Regions from separate parts of the Homo sapiens genome. Here regions 1, 2, 3 and 4 are each linked to region 5. Evidence: chromatin loops called from intact Hi-C (ENCODE). Cell type or tissue: PC-3. All regions are shown on one strand.

Region 1 (5,000 bases), 77 kb after region 5:
TCTATGAAGCCAGCCTCACCCTAATACCAAAACCAGGAAAGGACATAACCAAGAAAGAAAACTACAGACCAATATCCTTAATGAACATAGATGCTAAAACCCTTAACAAAATACTAGCTAACCGAATCCAACAGCATATCAAAAAGGTAATCCACCATTATCAAGTAGGTTACATAACAGGGATGCAGGGATGGTTTAACGTACACAAGTCAATAAATGTGAAACACCACATAAGCAGAATTGAAAACAAAAATCACATGATCCTCTCAATAGATGCAGAAAAAAGCATTCAACAAAATCCAGCATTCCTTTATGATTGAAACTCTCAGCAAAATCGGCATGCAAGGGACATACCTTAATGTAATAAAAGCCATCTATGACAAACCCACAGCCAACATAATATTGAATGGGGAAAAGTTGAAAGCATTCCCTCTGAGAACTGGAACAAGAAAAGGATGCCCACTCTCACCACTCCTTTTCAACATAGTACTGGAAGTCCTAGCCAGAGCAATCAGACAAGAGAAAGAAATAAAGGGCATCCAAATCGGTAAAGAGGAAGTCAAAATGTCACTGTTTGCTGACGATATTTATCATTTACCTTGAAAACCCTAAGGACTTCTCTAGAGAGCTCCCAGAACTGATAAAATAATTCAGCAAAGTTTCCAGATACAAGATTAATGTACACAAATCAGTAGCTCTTCTATACACCAACAGCGACCAAGCAGAGAATCAAATCAAGAACTCAGCCCCTTTTACAAGCTGCAAAACAAATAAACAAACAAAAAACCACCTTAGGAATATACATAACAAAGGAGTTGAAAGACTTCTGCAAGGAAAACTACGAAACACTGCTGAAAGAAATCATAGATGACACAAACAAATGGAAACACATTCCATTCTCATGGATGGGTAGAATCAATATTGTGAAAATGACCATACTGCCAAAAGCAATCTACAAATTCAAGCAATCCTCATCAGAATACCAGGATCTTTCTTCACAGAATTAGAAAAAAAAATTCTAAAATTTATATGGAACCAAAAAAGAGCTCACATAGCCAAAGCAAGACTAAGCAAAAAGAGCAAATCTGGAGACACCACACTACCTGATTTCAAACTATACTATAAGACCATAGTCACCAAAACAGCATGGTACTAGTATAAAAATAGGCACATAGACCAATGGAACAGAATAGAGAACCCAGAAATAAACCCAATTACTTCCAGCCAACTGATCTTCAACAAAGCAAACAAAAACATAAAGTGGGGAAAGGACACCCTTTTCAACAAATGGTGCTGGAGTGATTGGCTAGCCACATGTAGGAGAATGAAACTGGATCCTCATCTCTCACCTTGTACAAAAATCAACTCCAGATATATTAAGGACTTAAACCTAATACCTGAAACTATAAAAATTCTAGAAGATAACATTGGAAAAACTCTTCTAGACATTGCTTTAGGCAAGGATTTCATGACCAAGAACCCAAAAGCAAATGCAATAAAAACAAAAATAAATAGCTGGGACCTAATTAAACTAAAGAGCTTTTGCACGGCAAAAGGAACAGTCAGCAGAGTAAACAGACAACCCACAGAGTGGGAGAAAATCTTTACAACCTATACATCTGCCAAAGGACTACTATCCAGAACTGCAATGAACTCAAATCAGTGAGATAAAAACAAACAATGCCATCAATAAGTGGGTTAAGGACATGAACAGACAGTTCTCAAAAGAAGATATACAAATAGCCAACAAACATATGAAAAAATGCTCAACATCACTGATGATCAGGGAAATGCAAATCAAAACTACAATGAGATACCACCTTACTCCTGCGAGAATGGCCATAATCAAGAAATCAAAAAACAGTAAACACTGGCATGGATGTGGTTAACAGGGAACACTTCTACACTGCTGGTGGGAATGTAAAGTAGCACAGCCACTATGGAAAACAGTGTGGAGATTCCTTAAATAACTGAAAGTAGAACTACCATTTGATCCAGCAATCCCACTACTGGGTATCTACCAGAGGAAAAGAAGTCATTATTCGAAAAAGATACTTTCACATGCATGTTTGTAGCAGCACAATTCACAATTGCAAAATTGTGGAACCAACCCAAATGCCCATCAATCAATGAGTGGATAAAGAAACTATTATATATATATATATGCTATGCAGCCATAAAAAGGAATGAATTAACAGCATTTGCAGTGACCTGGATGAGATTCGGGACTATTATTCTAAGCGAAGTAACTCAGGAATGGAAACCAAACATTGTATGTTATCACTGATATGTGGTAGCTAAGCTATGAGGACGCAAAGCCATAAGAATGATACAATGGACTTTGGGGACTTGGGGGGAAGAGTGAAAGAGGGGTGAGTGATAAAAGACTACAAATATGGTGCAGTGTATACTGCTTGGGTGATGGGTGCACCAGAATCTCACAAATCACCATTAAAGAACTTACTCATGTAACCAAATACCACCTGTATCCCAATAACTTACAGAAAAAAAAGAAAATCAGATGTTTAGTGTAGCCAGCTTCATCAATTATCTTAGCTAAATCTTCTGAATAACTTGTGGCTCCTATATCAGCACTTGCTGCTTCACCTTGCACTTTTAGGAAGACAGCTTTTTTCTTTAAACCTCATGAACCAACTTATACTAGCTTCCAACTTTTCTTCTGCAGCTTCCTCACCTGTCTTAGCCTTCATAGAATTGAAGATAAAAGCAGCCCAATTTTCTCATAGAACTGATGTTTATGGTTTCTTTTGAGGAAACATAGAAATTGACCCTCCCAGTCTTGAAACTTGAGGAAATTATTTTTGTCTTATCCGAGTTTCTTTCTCAGGAAACCAAACATTTGGGCTCCCGGATAGTATCAAGGAATTGAAACTTACCAGATCACTGCATACGGACAATAAGATGCCAGACCCCGCACCCACCATGATTGCCTAAGTGACCTTCCACTTCCTGTTGACCAACTCCTGCTCCTTGCTCCTCCCTAATTTCTGTTTTCCCATATGTGGTTACATTTCTTCTCTGCTATATAAACCCCTAATTTTAGTCTGCCAGGAGGACGGATTTGAGACTGATCTCCCATCTTGGCTGCAGTACCCAGTTAAAGCCAATACTCATTGTCTCAGTGATTGGCTTTCTGTGTGGTGAGCAACAGGACCTAGACTGAACCCTGGTGTTTTGGTAACAAAGAGCAACAGGACCTAGACTGGACCCTTGTGTTTTGGTAACAAGGAGAGTTAGGTCATCGCCCTGGATTAGGCTTCGGCTTAAGGGAATGTTGTAGCTTGTTTGATCTTCTTTACAGATCACTAAAACTTTGTATCTGCAATAAGGCTGTTTTGCTTTCTTAACATTTGTGTATTCATTGAAGTAGCACTTTCAATTTCCTTCAAGATTTTTTCCTCTACATTCACAGTTTGGCTGTTTGGGGTAAGACGCTCAGCTTTCAGTCTTTTTTGTTGTTGTTGTTTTCAACATTCTTTTCTCACTAAGCTTAATCATTTCTAGCTTTTGATTTAAAATGAGAGACATGCAAATCTTCCTTTTACTTTAACCCTTACAAGTCATTGTAGGATTATTTATTGGACTAATTTCAAAATTGTTATGTCTCAAAGAGGAGAGAGTCCTAAGGAGACAGAGAAGGACGGGAGGATGACCAGTTGGTAGGACAGTCAGAGTATACACATTTGTCAATGAAATTTGCCATTTTATAAGACCATGGTTTGTGGCACCCCAAAACAATTACAATATTAACATCAAAGATCACTGATTATAGGCTAGGCGCAGTGGCTTATGTTTGTAATCCCAGCACTGTGAAAGGCTGAGGTGGGATTACAAACATAAGCCACTGCATCTAGCCTGTAATCAATGATCTTTGATATTAATATTGTAATTATTTTTGGCGTGCCACAAACCATGCTCTTATAAAATGACAAATTTAAATGGCAAACTCCTCAGGGCTAGGAGTTTGAGACCAGCCTGGACAACATAGTAAGACAACAATGTCTACACACACACACCCACAGATGCACACACACAAAAGCCGGGTGTGGTGGTACCCATCTGTAGTCCTAGCTACTGGGGAGGCTGAGTGAGAGGATCACTTGAGCCCAGGGTAGAGGTTATGGTGAGCTATGATTGCGTGACTGCACTCCAGCCTGGGTGACAGAGTGAAACACTGTCTCTTAAAAAACAAAAATCACTGATTATATATAACCATAACAGATAGGATAATAATGACAATGAAAAAATGTTTAAAATAGTTTGAGAATTACAAAAATGTGACACAGAGAAACGAAGTAAGCATGTGCTGGTGGAAAGATGGTGCCAATAGACTTGCTCAATGCAGAGTTGCCACAAACCTTCAGATTGTAAAAAATGCACCATCTGCAAAGTGCAATAAAGTGGAGTGCATTAAAATGAGGTATGTGTGTACAGTTTTTCTCTAACTAAACTATCTGTTTGAATAAAATGCTACCTAGTATTTAGTTGTAGAGTTTCTCCTGGCTAAATTAAAAGTTTTGTCTATGAACACTTAGGCTAGAAATATGAGATCCTTTTCTAAGGTCCCCAGGTAGTTAGAAGAGATCTCTTAATGCCCAGTCTAAAAGTACCACTGTCTTTCTTCTAGTGTTATCTCTTATTTCCTCTTCTTTCCAAAGACCTTCTACTGTTCCTAGCTTAGGTTTTGATCCTCAGAAGCAGACCCTGAGGCAAAAATCCATGTGAAATTGAATTTTAAGGAAATGTTCCCAAGAATAACTTGTAGAGTAATAGCGAAGTGGAACCAATAGAAAAGGAGGCCAAGTCAGAGTACGCTATCAACCAGAGGTCCGCAAGGGCCCACTCAGGCTCTGATTCACAGGGAAGTTTTGGGAAGCGTGTAGGTAGTCCCAAAAATTTGTCCCAACCAAGGTGCAGGGGAGCTAGAACATTTATATTCCTCACTCACCAGTCATTTGTTAAAGGAAACTCTCCATCTT
Region 2 (5,000 bases), 160 kb after region 5:
GGAAGGAGTATGAAAATAATTTTACTTATTTTACTAACATTGATCAAACATTTACTTCTATACAGGGCCTTGTGTTAGGCATTGTGAAGGAAAGAGAAATGCACAAAAAATCTCATGGAGGCTGATAAATCAAAGATAATACTTAAGGTACTCTTCATAAGAGGGATAATAAAACTTCTCAGCTGAATGTTGAACTGATAAATGATTATGTTGATGACTATGGCAATGATAAGTGAATTGTAATGCAGTTATCAAGCACTCATGGCAAGCTCAGCTCTGAGTAATATAGAATATCCTCAACCAGATGATCATGATGTATGTACAGATCTTGGCACATACATCATGTGCCATGGGTTCTAGGCACATGCATAGTACCGAGTATGTTGGGTTATAAGCACCATGAGATCTTTCTCATAATTTATAGAAAGAAGAACTCAACTAGACAATAACTATTTTGACTGTCTTTAGGATCCATGATTCCTTTCTGCCTGGGAGAGATTATGAGGCTTCAGAGAATTCAAACATTGCTCCTCATTAAGGAAATGGTGAATTAACTTACATGTAGTACCTGAAAAAATTAAACTTCTATTCTCAGTGCTTTCTTAACTGGCCTAAAATGGACCTTACAGGTATAATCTCAGTAACTCAAATGTTATCAGAGGAAAATGGCCTGGCATGGTCAAAACGTAGCAGATTATTTTAACCAGTAGTTAATAAAACTGAACAACAGCATGAAAGAGAACACCAATAGTCCCTTGACATGGACTGTAATAGGATGAAACTAGAGGCAAATGTAGATTCCCTTCTGTGAGTGTGAGGGCTCTACTATCAAGCAACCATTTATATATTCTGGCAGAATATGAACTGCTTAGGACACACTCATAATGTGATGTGAAGAGTACCAATGTCTGTTAAAAAAATCCATTTGAAAGTACTATTTAAAAAATCCAACAGTAGAGCTATATATTCCAGCTATAACAGGCTTTCATTTACATTCTTCCTCAAATGCAGGTCATAACCTGAGTTTGAGATGCAGGGAATGACCTGCGTTTTAGAGAAGAGGAAAGTGAGGTTCAGGGCCATATGTGATTTTTGCTAACAATGGTGGATCTTGAGCTAGGATCCAAAACTTCTGATTATGAGATGTGTACTTTTTACCTCATGCCATGTTACCTCTGGCCGGTAAAATACCTAAAATTCTGCACAACTCTAAGTAACGTGATCGTATGTCCCACTTTGCCCAGAACAGTTCAGATTTATCCTTTTTGGCAGCATAATTAGTAATAATCTTACCTTTTACTCTAAAAAATGTTTTAAATCGGAGCAGCGATTATGTAGTAATTTCACTGATGGGAGGGCTCAGGGAGATTCCAACTTGGGCTTCAGTGTTTAAATTGGTGCTAAAGAAATCCCTAATGAGTTACTTCTATACATTACAAAAAGGCAATATCATTTAAGATATTATGTAAATATGATACATTCTAATGTTGGAATTATATATAAATATTCATGTGTGTATATGTATACGTGTATATACGTGTATCTATATGTGTGTTTATATATATATAGTTGTCTAGAAAAAAGCTCACTAAAAGGCAAAATTACAATAATTTGAGAATATAAAATCTCCATCTTGAAGGAAACAAGACCATGTAGATAGCAGTTGATAACATAATAATAATTCTTCTCACAAATGCAGTAGGACTTTATATTACTGAGCACTTTCTGATCATATTTTCTCATTTCAACTTTCTAAGAATGCTCAGTCAATAAACGAATCCCCCATTTTGCAGGTGAAGCCAAAATGCAGATACACAGTGAATGAGGCAGATCTGGGACCTCTGAGATTGTCCTCATTAAGACCCTTCAGCACTGACCTTTATCCTTATCCTATATTGGCTTTCAAAGCTAAGAGTGAGACATTGAACTTATAGCCAGAGGCATATTATTATGCTTGTGCTGCTTGTCTCTCATCTCCTTGAGAAGGAAAAGGAGAGCATAATAGTGCCACAGTATAACTCAGGAGAAACTAAGGAAAGCTTCTTTTTTATTTAAAGCCAACGTTTAGCCAATGGTTAATTTCTGTCTCAAGCTATTCAAAGGAATACTAACTAAGATTTGCTGTGACTGCTATGTGATTTATGGCAACTTGCTTTTCTTCTCTAGTCCTCAGTTTCTCCATGTGAAAAATGAAACTTTTAACTAGATCATCTCCATGGTTCTCTCTGGCTCTGATAGTGCACGACTCCCTGATTCTGAACTTCTGGGAAAAGGACAAATTCCAAAGCTGTATTCCAGAACCACCCTGTCTAACTTGGTCTCTTCTTTTCTTTGCATTTGGAGTGAGCCCAAAAGAAAGGTCATTTTTGCAGACATCTTGATGTTGTGCTCCAATGTCCTCATTAAATAACAGGAGCCTGGACTGGCAGGCCCAAGGGAATATTCAATCAAGGAGAAAAAGGCCAAGTCATTACTGGAACCCTATCATCAGAGCTGTAAACACAAGCATCTATTCCTGGGCGTTAGCTGAAAGCGTGTTTGATCGCGTGCTTTCTCTCTCTCCTTATACAGGTTCCGTTTGTCAAATGTGTGCGACCCTTCTGATAAGTCACCAGAGGTGATGAGGGAGAGAGAGAAAGAAAGCAAATTACAACTGTAAAGAGTCTCTGAACAGTGAAAGATCAAAACAGACAGTCTCTGGCTTTACTGGATGAGTCACCATTGCAGCCCGACCGCAAAAACAAGCGTGGCTTCTGTACTTAGCAGCAGTCTTCCTGTCTGGAAAGGAAACATTGCTCAGATTGGAGATACTGGCCATTTTATAGACTTCAAAGCAACTTAGGCCACTGAACTGTCAGGCGGGAAAACAGGTAAAACAATTTTCCTAGCGTTTGTCTGGAGAATCAGCTACTCAAATCTGATTTGAAGCTGCATGGAAATACTTTCATCTTTAGCCAAAGCTGTTTATTTTAAAAAGTTTTAGTATGATGGTCTTCAGTTCCAGTGTAGTATGTCTATTTTTCCTCAAATAATGTAAGTTAGTTTTTTCTGGAAGAGACTTGTTTCCAGGCACTGAGCTAAGTTCTGTGGGGGATGGAGATATAATCAACATGAGGACCTTCTAATGAGGAAGCGGGGCCAGTACACATACCATGACACTATGAACGGAAATATGTACTGAAAACAGGAAAAACATGATACCATGATGGTGCAAGGAAAACAGAGGTGGGTCTTGATGAATGGTCTACCAGAGGAGAGACTAGTGTAAAGAAAGGCCTGTGTGTATTCAGGATTTAGCAATGAGTCTAATTTAGGTTGAAATGTAACATACAAATAAGGAAGTAGAAGAAATAAAACTGGAAAGAGACTGGGATCAGATCTGGAAAGAGTTTGAATGCCAGGATGAAGATTTGAAGTCTTATGCTGTGTGCTAGGGAGACAGGGAGAGAAGAAGTAGTAACGTTATGGGAAGATAATAGTGCCAACTCCAGAGAGGAAAAGGCAAAGGAGCAAGATCAAGATCAGTTAGAAGCCTCTTGCCACAGTTCAGGAAAGAAATTAATTTTGGCCTGATATGGTTTGGCTGTGTGTCCCTACTCAAATGCCATCTTGAATTGTAATCCCCTCGTATTGAGGGAGGGAAGTGACTGGATTATGAGGGTGGTTTCCCCCATGCTGGTCTTGTGATAGTTCTCACAAGACCTGTTGGTTTTATAAGCCCTGCCTACACTTCTCTCTCCTGCCACCATGTGCAGAAGGTCCTTGCTTTCTCCTCTGCCATGATTGTGAGTTCCCTGAGGCCTCTTCAGCCTTGTGGAACTGTGAGTCAATTAAGCCTTTTTCCTTTACAAATTACCCAGTCTCAGGCAGTATCTTTATAGCAGTGTGAGAACAAACTAACACATGGCTCCTCACTTACAGCATTCCATCTCGAGCTAGACAAGAGAAGATCTACAGGAGAGGGTTGTGTTAATGCATCTGAATTTCTAACCTAGTCTATGAGGATATTAATATAAATAAAAGTATTCACCATCACAGAATGGATTAGTGTATGTTAAAGTCATTGAGTGGAGGTGTGTGAGACTCTGAAGACTGTGGCCAACTCAAGTTGACACAACAAAAGAAAGTTGCTCACTTCATAGAAGTGTGGAGGCAAATAGTGTTATCTGGACTACTCATACTGCAGGCTTTATTGCTGCTTGGAATGTTGAATACACATGTTAGCTATTCAACCCATAGTTTCTTTCCATTGTATGGTTTGTTTCCAGTCAAGGTCCCAGCCCTTGGTCTTTGAAAGTAGTGACACCAGGAAGGAAGAGCTTCCACCTTATCTGGTGGCTCTGTCCCTGCTGTGTGTCTGACCGTGGGTAAATCACCTGCCATCTCTGGGGCTTGGTTTCCTCATCTGCAAAATGAACATGTTATGTTCTTCAGTATTCAGGGCCCTTCAAAGTTTCAGCAGTTTAAGTTGTATGTTCAGTACAAGTAGTATCCATTACTAACGTTATCTTTCACAAAATGAACCAATCTCATTGAACCCTCCTAACAGCCCTAGGAATAAGCAGTGGGGGTATCCTTTTTTTTTTTTTTTTTTTTTTTTTTTGAGACAGAGCCTCTCTTTGTTGCCCAGGATGGAGCACAGTGGCATGATCATAGCTCACTGCGGCCTTGACTTCCCTGACTCAAGTGATCCTCCCACCTCAGCCTCCCCAAGTAGGTGGGACTATATATAGAGGCATGCCACCACACCTGACTAATTTATAAAATTTTGTAGAGTTGGGGTCTCACAATGTGGTACAGGCTGGTCTCAAACTTCTGGCCTCAAGCAATCGTCTTTCCTCAGCCTCCCAAACTGCTGGAATTATAGGCATGAGCCACTGCATCTGGATGGTATAATTATTTTAAATACATTTTACTCATATGTTAATAGAGCCACATGAAAGGTAAATAATTTTCACTAGGACTTACAGTGATTTACTGATCTAGTCATGACTAGAGCC
Region 3 (5,000 bases), 260 kb after region 5:
AGTCATGCTGGCCTCCTTTCTGTCTCATGGACCTCCATGGATCCCACCTCAGGGCCTTTGCAACAGCATTTCGCTTTACCTAGAATACTATTCTCCCGGGTATTCTCCTATTTCCTTTTTCTCCAGGTCTCTGTATTGATGTGTCTGTCTCCTTTTGTCTGTGTCCCCTCCTAGAATGTAAGCGCCAGAGGAATAGGGGCTTGTTTTGTTCACCATTATACCACTAGTGCCTGGAGTGCAATAGTGGCTTAATTAATATTTATTGGATCAGTAGGGGGATTACTTCTGGCCTGATTACTTGGTATTGGGTTTCTAAAGAAATGCCTTCTTTATGCCACGTAGTGAGAAGAAGTTCAATCACAAATCAGTAACTTCACTTTTCAGCTATTAATATCATCCTGAGCTGCTGCCCTGTGTCTTCTGATGGGGGCTCGTATTTGCCTCCTCCATTGGCTTCTCTGGCTAGGGTATCTAAATGAATGTAGCATAACTCCTTCAACTGATACTCTCATGAGTTTCCATTTGGATCTTTTTTCCAACTTTTCCAGGTTCTTACTTATAAGGTGTTCCACAGCAGTCACCTGCAAAGGGAACTTTACATATAATGCATGGTCTGTATTTTAAGTCAGAGTAACTTAAGTATAACTTCCAGTAACTTGCAGTATAATAAAAATACAACTAGTTATGCCAGAAAAACTGACAGAAACCTTTTTCTCTTTTCTTCTCTCTCTCATACAAACACCTATAAAACATATATATATATATATATATGCACACACACATACATATGGAATTAATGACTTCTCTTTTAATTTTTTTAGGAAATTAAAATGAAAATATTTTGTATATCCGAAAACTATTATAGGCTTGAGGACTTCTCTTTAAGTAGATTTACTTCACTCACCCCCTCATTAACTCATTTGTTATTCAGTGAATATACAAAGTGTTTAAGGGATTTAGAAGAATCTTCATCATCGTCACCATCATATTAATAACCAACAATATTTGAACATTTTTGTGTGCTTGGTATTGCATTAAATTCTCCGTATGTCATATCTCTTTCATCCTAACAACAGTCCTATGAGGAATACACTATTATTATCTTCATGCTGGAGACGTGAAAACCAAATCTTAGAATGGATAAGTAACTTTTACAAGATTATACAGCTAGTAGGTGGCAGAGCTGCATTTCCAACCCCAGACCTGTGTGATAGAAAGCCCGTCACTGCTCAGGAATCTTGTGCTCATCTGTATTTATCAGGATTGTTGGTGAAGATTAAAAGAGATGATATGTGCATAGCTACTAGCACAATACCTGATCCATAGAAGACCCTCAATATATGGAGGCTTCTGTTGTTATAATCTAAGAAAACTTCATGGCAGAATTATTCCTCAGTTCATGTAAATTTCAGAAGCTTCAAACCTGGTTTGTGTGTGTGTGTGTGTGTGTGTGTGTGTGTTTGGGTGTATATCTATCTCTTTCAACTAAAACTTAATGTTTGTGATTTTTATTGTATTTTTAGAACTTACAAAGCCCTTTGTTTTATAAAGAAAAAAATGGCCACTTTTTTTTTCTGTAATCAACTGGAACAATATGATGGAACTCATGGTAGGACTTTCCTTACTAAAGAGAAAAAGTAGCTTTTAAGGGATACATAAATGGGTGTTTCCAGGTTTTTCCTACCTGTCTTTTATGGGGATACTCTGTCTGTCTTATACTAAGTGCACCTTAAAGAAGTGTTAACAAAATGAATAAATACTCCTGAATAAATACTCCTGAGTCCTTTCCTTGTGAACATTTCAAAGAATCATTCGTACTTTGCAACTTGTGCTTTTCCAACCTTGAGATTTTTACCAAACAGCAGGAAATGAAGGGTTGATAAGATAACCTTTTTCAAGGGCATCGAATAGATACATGGAGTAGCAAGCCCTATGGGCAAGAGGCTGGGAATCTGGGGACCTGAGTTCAGCTTCTGTGGGCTTGAGTTACCATTGTCAAGCCTCGTTACACCACACTACTCTTCCTTACATATTCCCCCTCACATCTCAGAGGATTGTATATTCCTTAATAATGGTATAATATTCTCTCTGTTCCTGGTAATTAGTACAGAGCCTGGTATGTGACTGTCTGCATGGGATAGTGGGGGGAAAAGTGAACTCCAGGGAGTCAAGTCAGGAAACCTGGGAACAGGGAAGGTTGGTGACCATTGGGTTTCTATTAGTATCCTGTGTTTACTTTGAGAGTCCTCTATTTTAAGCAAATTGGAAAGACCCAGGGGAAGAGGAACCAAATGACTGAAAGAAAAATATGTGAATCTGTGGATTAGTTAGCTAAAGGTCTTCCACGACTCCACTTAACTCAGAGGGAGAGAAATTGCTTTCCTTTAGTGCCGTGCATTTTTCATCTGTTTGTGTTTGAAGAGCAAAACAAAATTGGATCCTCTTCAGGGCCTGAAACCCAGTGGGTGATCAGGGAATACGTGTGGAATGAATGATTCAGTTTTTTCCTCCTGGGTTGCTGATTCCTTGTTAGCCAAGATACTATCTTTTCAAGGGCTGGGCTAAGAGGTTTGAAGGGTGCATGAAGGTTGATTTGTAAATTAGGAATAGTAACTATTTAATATAAAGGAAGATACCTCTACTGAGTGTGTATGTGTGTGTGTGTGTGTGTGTGTGTGTGTGTTTGTGTGCAAGAGAGGGAGACAGAGAATAATATTAAAATAAAATCTTTCTTGGAAGGAAATTATTTCCAAACCACAAAATAATTTGACACAGCTTTAAAAGAGCAACTGAAAGTATTGCTGGGCGTGGGACTGGGGCCACTGGGAGGGCATCTGTGATGATTTGAGTAACTGGGTGTGGGCACTGGAAGCTCTCAGGATGGATCCAGCCTGTGATTCCTAGTTGCCTGTTGCCCTCTGCTGGTGAAACTGTTGTCATCCCAGGAAACTGAAGACTCACGAGTTCTCAGGTGCCTTTTTATCTGGGGGAGAACCTAGGCTCCATCTCCTCAATTGGGGAAGTGATAATGGTGCTGAGGAAAAGTGGCAACTGGAAGAGATGCACAGACTCCTTCGCCAGGGAAGACGGGCTCTCACAACAGAGGGAATGGATCTCATGGTTCTATATTTTTCATTCTGTGACCTGCTCATTTGTTGAGCCCTTACTCTCTCTTTGACTCTTTGCTGAGCACAGTGAGGAGACACAGATAAAAATAAAGCACTGATTCTACACTAGAGAGGCATCCATTTAATATGCGTGGAGGGAGGAATGGGTAGGATAGAAAGCACTGTAACATAGAGAAAACTGTGATTAGGGCCACAACTGAAGCACTGATAGAGGCATGTGCACATTGATTGATTGATTGATTGAAGGAGACAGGGTCTCATTTTGTACCCCAGGCTGGAGTGCAGTGGTGCTACAATAGCTCACTGCAACCTCAAACTCCCGGACTGAAGTGGCCCTCTCACCTTGGCCTCTCAGGTAGCTGGGACTATAGCCGCGGACCAACACACCCAGCTATCTTTCTTATTTTTTTATTTTTAGTAGAGACAAGGTCTCCCTGTGTTGCCCAGGCTGGTCTCAAACTCCTGGGCTCAAGTGAGCCTCCCACCTCAACCTCTCAAAGTGTTGAGATTACAGGCCTGAGCCACCACGCTTGGCCTTGTGCATATTTAAAGGGAGGAAAGATATTAGCCACTTGTGGGTAGGGGAGGTGAGGGTAAGTTTCCATGGAATAGACAGCATTTAAGCTGCAAACCTATGGATGGGTAATTTATTTAAAAAATGCCACTGATATCAAAAAGTTTAATGTGTTTATGGTCAGAAAAAGTAAACTCTGGCAAATAAAAGCATAAAAAGTAATAAAAGTCACCTGAAATTCCACCACTTACAAATAATCACTGTTAACATTTTGATATGTGGATTATTTTGTTGTTGATACAAAATCGGAAGGATACCGCAGGTAACATTCTGTATCCTGCTCTTTCTCACTATTTTGGCATGAACATTTCCGCAATGTTACTGATTGTTTATTGACAGAAAATACGTTATTTTGTGGGGTACTATTGCAATATATAAACCTGAAAGTCGGGTTCCCCAAACAGCATGAACCAAGGCATATAGGTTGTGCAGTGCCAGGATAGCTTGTGTTTTTAGTAATTCATTTCAGAAGTATGTTTTGGATACTACAACCTTGGAGACACAAGGCTAAGAACTGAATTTGTATTTTCAGAGTTTACAGTATAGGAGGGGAGACAGACATTAATTATGTAATCATAGAAATAACTATACAATAGCATCCAAGGTAAGTACCATAAGTGGGAAATATGTGTGGTCTGAAAGTGTATATCAGAAAGAAGACAAGTAGCCACAGAGGTTTGAGAAGGCTTGCTGGAGTAAAGGGTAATGGAGCTCAGCTCTGTCAGAGTTAACTAGGTGGAGATTCATGAACAACATTGCCAGCAGAGGGAACAGCATGTACAAAGGCCTTTAAGTTGGAGGGGGCACAGTGAATACAAGGATCTGAAAGAAGATAAAGGAAATGGAGTGGAGGGACTTGGCCTGAGAGGGAATTGAAGAAGTAGGTAGAGCTTGACCCTGCAGAAACTTTTAGACCAGGGTAAGGTTTTTGTAATTTCTCAGAAAAGCAAGAACTGTTGAAGTGTTTTGAACCAGGGTAGGGCGGTAAAGATGAGGTTTGCTTTTTTTTTTTTTTTTTCCAAAGGATCCCCTCACTGCAGTAGGGTGAAGGGATTGGAAGGCAGCAAGAGTATATGTAAGTAAATCAGGTTTGGGTGACTAGTAACCCAAGCCTAGAGTGAGAGTGATTGCAATCATCTAGGCAGCAGATGATGAAAGACTGAATTAGAAGAGTGAAAGGGAAGATGGAGAGAGGTGGGTGGTGTTGACATCTTTATCTTAGGAGTAAAATTTGTAGGACTAGGCATGGAATGTGAGGAAATACGGTGAGTCTGAATGACTCCCAGGTCTCTAGCTTG
Region 4 (5,000 bases), 66 kb after region 5:
CATGCTCATGAAGACATCCCCAACATCATAAGTAATGAGAGAGCTATAAATTAAAACCATAATGAGACTCATTTTACACCCATCAGATTGGTAAAAATGAGAAAGTCAGATGGTATCATTGTTGGCACAGATGTGAAAAAATGAGAATCCTCATGCACTGCTGGTGGGAGTGGAAACTGGTGAGCCATTCTGGAGGGCAATCTGTTGGAAGTATATGTATATATATACCCCTTGACCCAGAAATTCCCGGAGGGAAACCTATGCAGGGTCACATGTGACATATACAAGGATATAGCTATCTAGATGAAATAGCATTACAGTTTGGGTAGGGAGGTGTTGCTTTATGGAAATGTTCAGAAAGAAATGGAGCACAGTGAACCCAGAGCTGGCTCTCTGTAGGCTTATATTCTTTGCTGAATCTTCAGTAAGAAGAAAGCAAAGGTTACTTCCATTCCACCCCAGTCCTAGGCATTGTCAAGGCCCAGGTACACCCTTGTTCCTGGCACTCTCCAAACTTTCAGGGCCCTGTTGTGAAATTCTCTGGGAAGTTAAATACATGAATGATGTTAGAAATTGAAAGGAGCATTTTAAAAAATGAGGGTTACCACAAGATGAGGGCAACGTTTAACTGAAAGGGGAAAATGATACAATATAGGTTTCAGTGATAGCTAAACAACAGAAATCTGTGACATCACTGAGTGCAGACACTTAGAGGCCCCAACAGAAATTTGGAGACCTCTTTAGATCTTTCCTTCTGTGTAGTGAAAAGAAAGCAATTTCATAAGAGAACATGACAGTGAACATTTCTATTGAAAACCACAAAGTTTTTGCAATTTTAGCAGAAGTCTAGTTTTGAAGATCAAATCATTGAGAGAGAATGTACACTTGTTTTTTTGTCATTTACTGAAAGCCAGAAAAATAGGTGAAGCTTGTCTTAATTCAGATGGCACCTTGGAAAGGAGATCATTCTGATATCTTCTTCTCACTCCTATTTTTTTTTTTGACTTTTCAAAGAGCAACAGAACATTGGAGCTAGAAGTAGCCTCTAAAGTTAAGTAACACAGCTCCAGTCTGCTATGGAATTCTTCCTACAAACATGCATTTCCTTATATGTAAACCTCAAGAATCTACTGGAACCAGACCATTGATCCATTACTTTAAGATACATTACTCCTTCCTTAAGGGAGTTATGTAAGCTCTTTCTATAGAGGCTATGCCTGGAAAGCTGCCTCCCTGACACCCTAGGGCCAGGTTATAACTCTTGGACCTAGCTTGCCTCCACTAAACTCCAAATTTGGGGGTTACATTTTTTATAAGTCATGTTTTCTCTTGAATGGCCTCATTGTGGTAGATGAAAGAAACGAATTTTAATGAAAGTGAATTAATCTTAATGAAAATTAAATAGACTTTTATGACTCCTTAGACATTTAGGAAAACAGCGAAATATTGAACTTCTATCCCTTCTTTAGCCATCCTCCTAGTTATTTACAGGTATTCCCAGAGGTATACATGATGGACAAATAAGCCTCCTCAGTTTTGGTTGCCAAAATGTTTGTTTCCCTGGTAGTTTCATCACTGTTGCTGCTGGTGGTATTCCCCATGGATGGTGCCAAGAGAGTTATACCAAGGGTTCTGTCTTCTCTTGCTCTCAAAATACCACCTCAGGCCATTGCTTGGCTTCCTGCTGTGGCTAAGGCTCTTGGCATCTCTCAGTGGGAGCACAATGCCATTCTGTCCACCATTAAGAGTACTGCTGTTCTTGCCCCCTGATACTGGTGCTACTTCTGCTCATATCTTCTGCAATGGAAAAAACCCCTTTCTCCCAACCTTGTACCATTGTCTGTTACACTGGTCCCACAGTGGTATGATCCCTTACTCTCAAAGTCTTAAAGAAACGATGGGTAAAACATTCCATCCAGGTTGTTTTCTTTCCCCATGATTTGGGCACAAGTCCCTAGGGACTGAGCCACGAGATGAGTCAAAGGGTGGTCCTCAGTGTCATTCTTCCTCTATTGCTCAGAGGCACTTTTCAGGCATCTCTGCCTGGGCTTTGGCAGCTATTCCTTAGATTGACTTACTTCCCAAGAGGCTCCTCAAGCCTGTTCAGCCCTGGTCGCCCCTCCACAGTCTTCTGGTCTTTCCCTGACTGTTTCCATTTTAGGCTGAGAGCACCTGCATCTTGAACCAGGGTGCCTTTGCACTTTAGCCTGGATAACATCACAGCTCTAGATTTGGTGAAAGGAAACAGAATCAGGGAACCCCTGAGCCACAGCCATTTTAGGATGTCGCTAGGCTCCTCTACTTCCTCTTTCCTTATTGCTCCCAATTCTTTGCTTCCTTCTTGCTAAGTTGGAAGGAGCCCACCTCCCCCTAGAAAGAGGATCATTTCATAAGCTGGATTCTCATGTAGCATGGTCATTGCATTCCTTAAACTCACCTCTAGGTCCCAAATGATAAACTAAAAGCTGCTTGAGTTATTCAAGTAACAGGAAAAATATAGTATTGCAACTAAGAATCTGAACTTTGAAATCAGAGAGTCTCGGATTCAAATCCTGGCTCTTCCCTTTCTGGCTGTATGCTTTGGGCAGATTATTTAACAACTCTGAGCCTCTTTAGCACGTACTTCACAGGACTATTGTGATTAAGTAAGCACTCAATGTGTGGGAGATATTATTGTTTCTAATTAGGGAGCAAAGCAAAACTGCACATGGGGCATGGGCAAGGCACTCATGGCTTCCCTTCTCACCCCATGTGGGGAGGTGGAACAAGCTTCCTAGTCTTAGCCCTTTACTCAGATGCCAGCAATTTTCTGCCATGTTACCTGGTGATGGGGCCCTCTGGTGGCAGGAGAGAATGTGATTTCTTTTTGAGAGACCAGCTTGCCCTTAGATCTGCTTTCAAGTGGAGGCGAAGGGTTGGGGAAAACCCCAGCAGATTCTGAAACTGCCATGCACAAAGGCCTCAGACTCAGATGCTGAGCTGTCCCTGTTGCTGCAGAACTGTTTATTTCCTTAGGATGTTGAACGTAAAATATACAACTAGACACTGCCTTCTCTTGCTCTCAAAATACCATCTCAGGCCATTGCTTGAGCCTCACCCAATAATTTGGATTCTGATATGAAAATCAACTTCCCTACCTCCAGCCTTAGGATGCTTCTGTATTGTTAATGCCAATGTTAGCAGCTTGTTTCTGAATCATTGGGGAGCTCTGTAAACACATGTTGATGGGAATTGACCTATCTTCTTAAGGTTAGGTCCTTAAGAAGCCCTAAACATTGAACAATGAAAATATCCTCAATTTTAGAAATTAAAAAAAAATCTGAAATTATAAAACAAGTATTAAAAAGTCAAAGAAAGATAAACTTTTAGCTATAATGACAACCTTAACGTCCTTTTTTGAACTATCAAGAATATATTTCTTTTCCAATTTCAGCTTTTTTGGTTAATTTTATTTTTCTAGTATCTTACCTTGTGTTTTATCCCTCTTTGGGTCATCCTGATCTGCTAGGTGTATAATAAGCTTTATGTCAGAGGTGAGTAAAATATTGATAACATTTTCTATCTATAAGATGTTTAATAATTTATAGGTTACTTAGGTATCTGTTATGTTTCAAAAATCTCATGCCAATCCTGGTTAATTATGGATTTTCAAGAAATACTTTTTGAATGAAGAGGAAGGAGGAAGACGTTGTATCTTCAGATGAACAAATAGAGTCCTGGAGAGGTTGTGTGGATCTCTGGGCTAGCAGGGGTCAGAGTTGGCTCACCAACCCAGGTCTTCTCACTGCTTCTTTATATTGTATCTCAGCTGCTTGAGGCATACTTGATGATCCCTCATGAAAATGAACTCAATCATGCTTGAAGAAAAGTATGCTACACAATGGAAAGCTAAATAGTTTCTTTAGGCATTGAGATAAATCATCATATAACAACATGTAATCTGCTAAGGCTGGGAGGAACCTTATTTTATGGATGAGGAAACTGAGGTCCATAGGAAGGAAGAGCTACAAGCAGGAGGTTGCGTGGTGGCTCACCAGAAGAGCTGTCAAGGAAACCCTGGTCTCAACCCAAAGACCTCCATAAAGGAGACAGCTGAAACAAGCTAGAGTAAGCCCGGTGCCTGTCACCGTTTGTAACCAGAGACAATGACCACACTGTTCACCCATTGTTTATTCTCCAAATATTTTGTAAAGCAAAGGAGAACACTATGGGATCTGCTAACTATAAGGCCTTTCTACTTTCACCTTGTTTCACAAGGTCACAATTAAATGGGCCCTGTTCAAAAAATAGAAGGAAAACTATATATAGATTGAATCCAAACCGAAAGATGAATCTAAACCACAAAATATTGGCTTGAACATAGGGCCTCATGGTGCCTGAGTTTTAATAAACATAAAATTCTTTCTTTGGGGAAACAACATGATGGGGATACAGATTAAAGAGTACGGTTTAAAGGGTATTGCAAAGACCCTGAGGCTTGGAATGAGGAGTGTCAGATTGTGGAGATGCTTTCAACACTTCCACTGACTTTCTCTGTGACCTCGTGCAAGATGTTTCTTTCTTAGCCCTCAGTTTTTCCATTCACACAAATGACAAGGTTGGACTGCATATCATGCAGGCCCTTTATGGGATCTGACCTTCTGTGACATTAAGTGTTCTCTTTATTTTTCATATTTTCACCCCTGATGGAAGAACAATTTGTTGACTTACTAAGAAGCAGACTGTCATAAAAGCCAATCGTCTGCTTAACTCCATTACAATTTTTTGGGCGACAACTCCCTTCAGAGACTGGCTTGTATATATTGACACCACCTCAATTTAGGCACTGCGATGGCACTGGAATTCTATGACACCCACTCTTGAATTGAAGGAGGGCACGGTGACATTGGCATTTCTGCTTGGGGCTAGTGGTTGAATCACTGTTTAAAACTAGTAGTTGGGTTGTGATCCAAAGCTTATTGGAGCCAAAAGTTTCCACAAGGATGTCATTAAGAAAAGTG
Region 5 (5,000 bases):
CTCACTCAGAGCTTGAATAATTTTAGTTTACACAAACTGTTAATAAACTTGGCTACCTATAGATATATACAAGACCCAAAACAGCACATTTGATGAGGAAGAATGGGTTACAATAGGCAGGCCTACTAAAAAGGAAGACAAGTACAAGGTTGATGACTTGATAAGAAGAGAGGAGACAGAAAACAAGATAAACAGAACCCCTGCCGCGAATCCTCAGTCACTTAAAAATCACAGCAATCCGGATCGAGTGTGGAGTCAAGAGGTGCTTTAAATTTAGAGAGTCCTCTAGAATGTCATCATATATTATATTGCAGTGAAGAAAGTGACAGCCTACAGTGTGCCCCCTTGTGAAAGGCTAAATTATTTTCTTTATGCTTTGTCTTAGAAGATAGACAAATGCATAATCGATTTTAGAAATAGTTCCATCCTAATTGAGTTACAATGGAGTTTGTATTTAAACCATAAACCTTCAGTATTTGGAATGCTGCTCATCAGAGAAGAAATAATTTGGTTTGACTTTTAATAAATTCCAAAGTTCTGTGGATCACATTATGTCATACACTCTCATCCAAACTCCTGCTTATCGCGTCTATGCCTCCTCCACTCCTAAGGTTTCTTTTGCTTCTTCCTTGACTGAGGCTTTCTGCAACTCCCCTCTGGAGTCTGGCGCACGGAGCTCCTGCTGATGCTTCTTCTTCTGCATTTCCAATGTGCCAGTGAGGGGGCAGTGGGAGAAACTCTGAGGCAGGGGCTACTTGGATATGGGTCTTGGCTTCCAACCTAAAAGTTGGAAATTTTAGAAAAGTCCCTTCCCCTCTCTGAGCCCCTGTTTTCCCATTCAGAAAATAAGAATAATAACCCTTATTCGTGGAGCTATTGTGAAAAAAAAGGCATGAATGCATGTGAGCATGCTTAGTAAACTGGGCAGTGGTTCCATTCTCAATTCATGCAGAGCAATTATAACTACCCCCTCCCCTAGTTGTCATTTGCATGTGGACCTTTCTCTTTCCCTTGCTTGGTAATTGACTTGAGACTGTGTTTTCCCTGGTTTTTGTTTTGTGTTTGGTATCTCCCTGAGAAAAGCCTGTTTTGGGCTCTGCAGGTCATGTGTGTTGTGTGACCCTGGAGGAGGGACACTATTCATAGCTGATAATGTGAATAGGGTCCTCCACGGTTCTGTGATGTAGGGGTCCTGGCCATAGGGCCTAGCGTGCTGCTGTCTCTGTATGTATTAAACATTAGTGACTCTTTTTCTGTCCTTAATACTTAAGCCCTGTCCTGAGGCATAAAATATTACTGTGTACTGACCCTGAATTGAAAATTTTGCACTGTATTATTCAGCTTCAGGCCTAGCTTTCAATTTCCCATTTCATTTTCGACTGGACTACACTGGTCATTGCCTTGAGAGATTTTTCCCAGCCACAGAAGTCTTCTGGTGAAGACGGTCTTTAGACTGGCAGGGTTTCAAAGTAAATATAAGTAAAATAATTGGCAAGTCTGATATTTAGGCTTTGGTGTTTTAATCCCCAATTCTTTTGACACTGGGCACATCTCAACAGCCAGGCTTGGAAGTGGTGGTGGGGGAGAAGGACATCACAGCGTATTTCTGCTGCACTCTCCTCTTTCCACTCTCATCTGTATAAAGTCTTTGCAGCATCTGTGAAATATTGTGGTCTAACTGCTATTCGATTCTTGGTGGACTTCCGTTTCTTCCTCTGTGCACTGGGACTAATCATACCCACATCTGAGGGTTGCTAAGGAGTGACATGAGATGCTATGTGTATGCCTCCAGGCACAGAGCCAGACCCCTGTTAGGTGCTCACAAAAGCAATAGGTGAACATGAAACCATGGTGACAAACAGCCTGCTTCTCCTCTTCTCTGACAATGCTTGTCTAGATTGGGGAGCTCTGACATAAAACTTTCTGTCTTACAATGAGAGAACAATCTATCTATGTGTAACTTCCATCTATGAGACCCCTGGGCGAGGATGGTGTGTCTTCCCCTTTTCTTAGCGTTCTCACTCTGTCCCGTAGTGAGGACGGACAACAGAGAGCTGCTGTGGTCAGCGAGCCGAGGAGCCAGACAAGGCTCTGTGGTTACGTACTTATTTAGTTTCTTATTTATTACTTTTGCAGTTAACATTTTTTACAATCATGTTATTTTGTGGTTTATTTGCAAAATGCATTGTGAGCCAAGTTTGCTTCAAATGTGCTCTGAGTCAGAAAATGGTTACATAGGGGACCCAGAGAGATGGGAGGGGAGGGTAAAGAGCAGCTGCAAGAACATCATATAATAGATATATCAGTTATTGCTCCTTGCTTTGTAATTAGGCTACTCAAGGTAGACGGAGAAATGGAAACAATGCATAATAGGCTCATGTGCGGCAGCGTGAACAGACTCTTCTGCCTCAGAAGTCAAATGCAAAGGGGCCAGCCTGGGACTTGGGGAAGAGAACCCTGGAGAGAGCTTCACTCCTGCTTAACCACCCATGAGCACCAAAGCAGCATCTTTGAAAATCTTTGGGAGACAACAGTAGAGCTTGGTTAGAGAGGCAAAAGTGACGGATAATGAATTAACTCATAAATACTATTAGAGGGTTTATTATAAATTGTTTTTGAAGATTTTAATAGAAACGAAAACCTAGTTTTCAGAGATTAGCTGAAATAAGTCCCAAGAGAAGCTTTGCCAGAAGCCGCTTTTCCTTTTAACTCTCTGTTCTTCCTTTCTCACCCCCCCAGGCAATGGTAGATTCCTAAGAGGACGCCTGTTGTTGGTGAAGCCCATTTTGACTGTGTTCAAGTTTGTTCTTGTATTATTCCATCTGGTGGCTCCCCAAACCGCTTTCTTTTTTTACTCTCCTTGTAAATATTTACATAAGAAGGTTCTTGCAAAGGCAGGATCCTATATTGGTGGATTGGCGCTAAGCAGAGTCTTGACGTGTTTTATTCCTTTTACGAACAATTCGGTTAAGTGGATTCTCTCCCAGCTCATTAAAAAATAGCCTTTTATTTTAATAACACCATCAGAAACTAAATAGCATCAGAGGGGAAAATAAGTTTGCAATGTGCAGCCTCAAGTGGCAATCTCTGAGCCACTGTTAGTGGTTGATGCAAGAATTGGTGATTGTAGTTAGTGGCTAAAATGCAGCATGCATTTAAAGGACTCATCTCCCTAGGCAGAACAAGGATCTGTGGTGTTTTCTGGGACAGCTGAATGCATAAGAGATCAGATAACTGGATCAGGAGATCAAGACTTGGTTCTCAAACTTCAGACTTCAGCTCATCTTGCCTTCCTCCCTGAGGCACTATCTTTGTTTGCTTTCTCTTCGCCGCCCTCCCTCTTGGACAAGTCCATCCTTGCCCACAGCTTTAACTGATACTTCTTTAGAGGGAGCAGTCAAACCTCTCTTTTTAGCTTTAACTTCTCGTTTGAGCCCCAGTTTCTGCATTCCCAGTTTTTCTGGACATTTTAAACAAGATTGCCATCGCAACCCAAACCTGACAGGACCAAAGCCAACCTCAACTCCTTCTGAACCTGGTCCCACTCTTGCTCTTGTGAGTGCTACCTTCCAGCCCCACCCAAACAAGCTTAATCCCAAAATCTGTCACCTTTGCCCCAACCCTGCATCCCCAAATCTAAAGCAGTTGCCAAATGATGTTGATTTTAATACTGCATGAAGACTTGCATTGGTACATCTGTTTCTGTCCTCGCTGTCATTGTCCTAGGCTTCCTTAAGCTCTATACATTTATTCATCCATGTGCTCATTCATTCAACATACGTGTTGATTGGATGGTTCCTGTATACTAGATATCTAGCAGGTGCTGGAAATATAGAAGTGAACAAGACAAAAAGAGAATTTGAACCTGTTCTCACGGGGGAAGATGCACATCAAAAAATTTATGATAAAACTTGTTAAATTTGACCATATAGGAAAAATAAGAGAAGTCACAGGCTTATCTGTCTTCTGATACTACCGAGCCCTGCAGCATGATGTTGCCATGTTCATTTGTCTGACTATGTCACTTTTCTGCTCAAATGCCATCAGTGCCCCTCAATGTTACCTATTTATTTCACAGCATTTATTTACTCATTCATTCATCATTCGTATGTTCTTTTGTTCTCCTTCACACCATGCTCTTCATTGTCTCCATGCTCTTGCTAATGTGGTTCCTTCTGCCCACAGCACTCTCTTTATACCTCACTGCACCCAGCCACTCGTCACTTAGTTAATTGAAGAGACACCTTGATTAATGCAGATGTCAACACTTCAAGGAAGACATCTCCACTCTTCACTGAAGCCTTTCATAACATGCTCACAAGCTTTTTCTCCATCCTTTCATCCCATCCATTAGGTACCCGTTCACTCTTCATACTTCCAGGACAGCATGATAGCATCTGATACCAATTAGTCTGTTCTGTGACACTAACCTTGACATAAACTTAGTGTTTGTAGAAAGTCTTTGAGTTAAAGCCTCCGTTTTCCCTAACACACAGTTTGATTTGACTGACCCCTCTGGCCTTTGTCACTCTGGCGTGGGGGTAGAAACTGTCTCCTTTAAGATACAGTCTACAAGAGCGTCTATTCACTGGGTTTCTTGGTTATTACTGGATTGTGTTAGATTTAAAACATGCGGAAGAGACAGTTTTGGTATGACCATTTATTATGTGACCTGGAATAAAAGGGAAGTGCATTATAAAGTTGGGCAGCAGCATCTTCATAAGAAGTATTCTTGTTTTTCCTAGGAATTTCTTAAAAAAGAGTAGAAGAGGTAGTATTGTTCTGTGTTTCTTTCCTTTTTTCTTCATCCAATTTACAGATGGGAAGAGGAGGTTTAGAGAATTGCAATTTGTACATGTTACAGTGGATTAGAAGAGATGATAGGGTTATTACAAATCAGGCATTATGAAAATAAATTTTGATATTCGATCACTTGCATTTTCATGGCTTCAGTGAAATTTGATTAGTGGTGTTTTGTTCAGTTAGTCTACTGTGTTTTG

Evidence for each region. Peaks named below come from ENCODE experiments on the same cell type or tissue, not always from the same donor. Only the 100,000 strongest peaks of a DNase experiment are listed, where the experiment ranks them.
Region 1: a loop joins it to region 5, with 8 times the contacts of the local background. A loop is called at or near these places in 3 of 110 quality-filtered maps.
Region 2: a loop joins it to region 5, with 4 times the contacts of the local background. A loop is called at or near these places in 37 of 110 quality-filtered maps.
Region 3: it touches region 5 in a loop (5-fold over the local background); 6 of 110 quality-filtered maps call a loop at or near these places.
Region 4: a loop joins it to region 5, with 4 times the contacts of the local background. A loop is called at or near these places in 3 of 110 quality-filtered maps.

The regions. Positions count from the first base shown.
Region 1 is chr3:189,050,578-189,055,577 of GRCh38, forward strand. It overlaps a transcript of TPRG1 not described here. Among named protein-coding and RNA genes, the nearest start is that of TPRG1-AS1, 110 kb to the left of the region's middle. In PC-3, no CTCF peak of the experiment used is centred here; no DNase peak of the experiment used is centred here.
Region 2 is chr3:189,129,828-189,134,827 of GRCh38, forward strand. It overlaps a transcript of TPRG1 not described here. Among named protein-coding and RNA genes, the nearest start is that of TPRG1, 40 kb to the right of the region's middle. RefSeq lists enhancers at 1,976-3,175, 2,613-2,682. In PC-3, no CTCF peak of the experiment used is centred here; a DNase peak (open chromatin) is centred at 2,774; H3K4me3 peaks cover 426 bases; H3K27ac peaks cover 851 bases.
Region 3 is chr3:189,230,515-189,235,514 of GRCh38, forward strand. All of the region lies in intron 3 of TPRG1 (tumor protein p63 regulated 1), which reads left to right. Among named protein-coding and RNA genes, the nearest start is that of TPRG1-AS2, 7.6 kb to the right of the region's middle. In PC-3, a CTCF peak has its summit at 2,935 (motif pointing left); a DNase peak (open chromatin) is centred at 2,907.
Region 4 is chr3:189,038,851-189,043,850 of GRCh38, forward strand. It overlaps a transcript of TPRG1 not described here. Among named protein-coding and RNA genes, the nearest start is that of TPRG1-AS1, 94 kb to the left of the region's middle. In PC-3, a CTCF peak has its summit at 2,833 (motif pointing left); a DNase peak (open chromatin) is centred at 2,841.
Region 5 is chr3:188,973,316-188,978,315 of GRCh38, forward strand. No RefSeq gene overlaps it. Among named protein-coding and RNA genes, the nearest start is that of TPRG1-AS1, 28 kb to the left of the region's middle. In PC-3, a CTCF peak has its summit at 2,783 (motif pointing left); DNase peaks (open chromatin) are centred at 1,786 and 2,796; H3K4me3 peaks cover 1,770 bases; H3K27ac peaks cover 1,130 bases.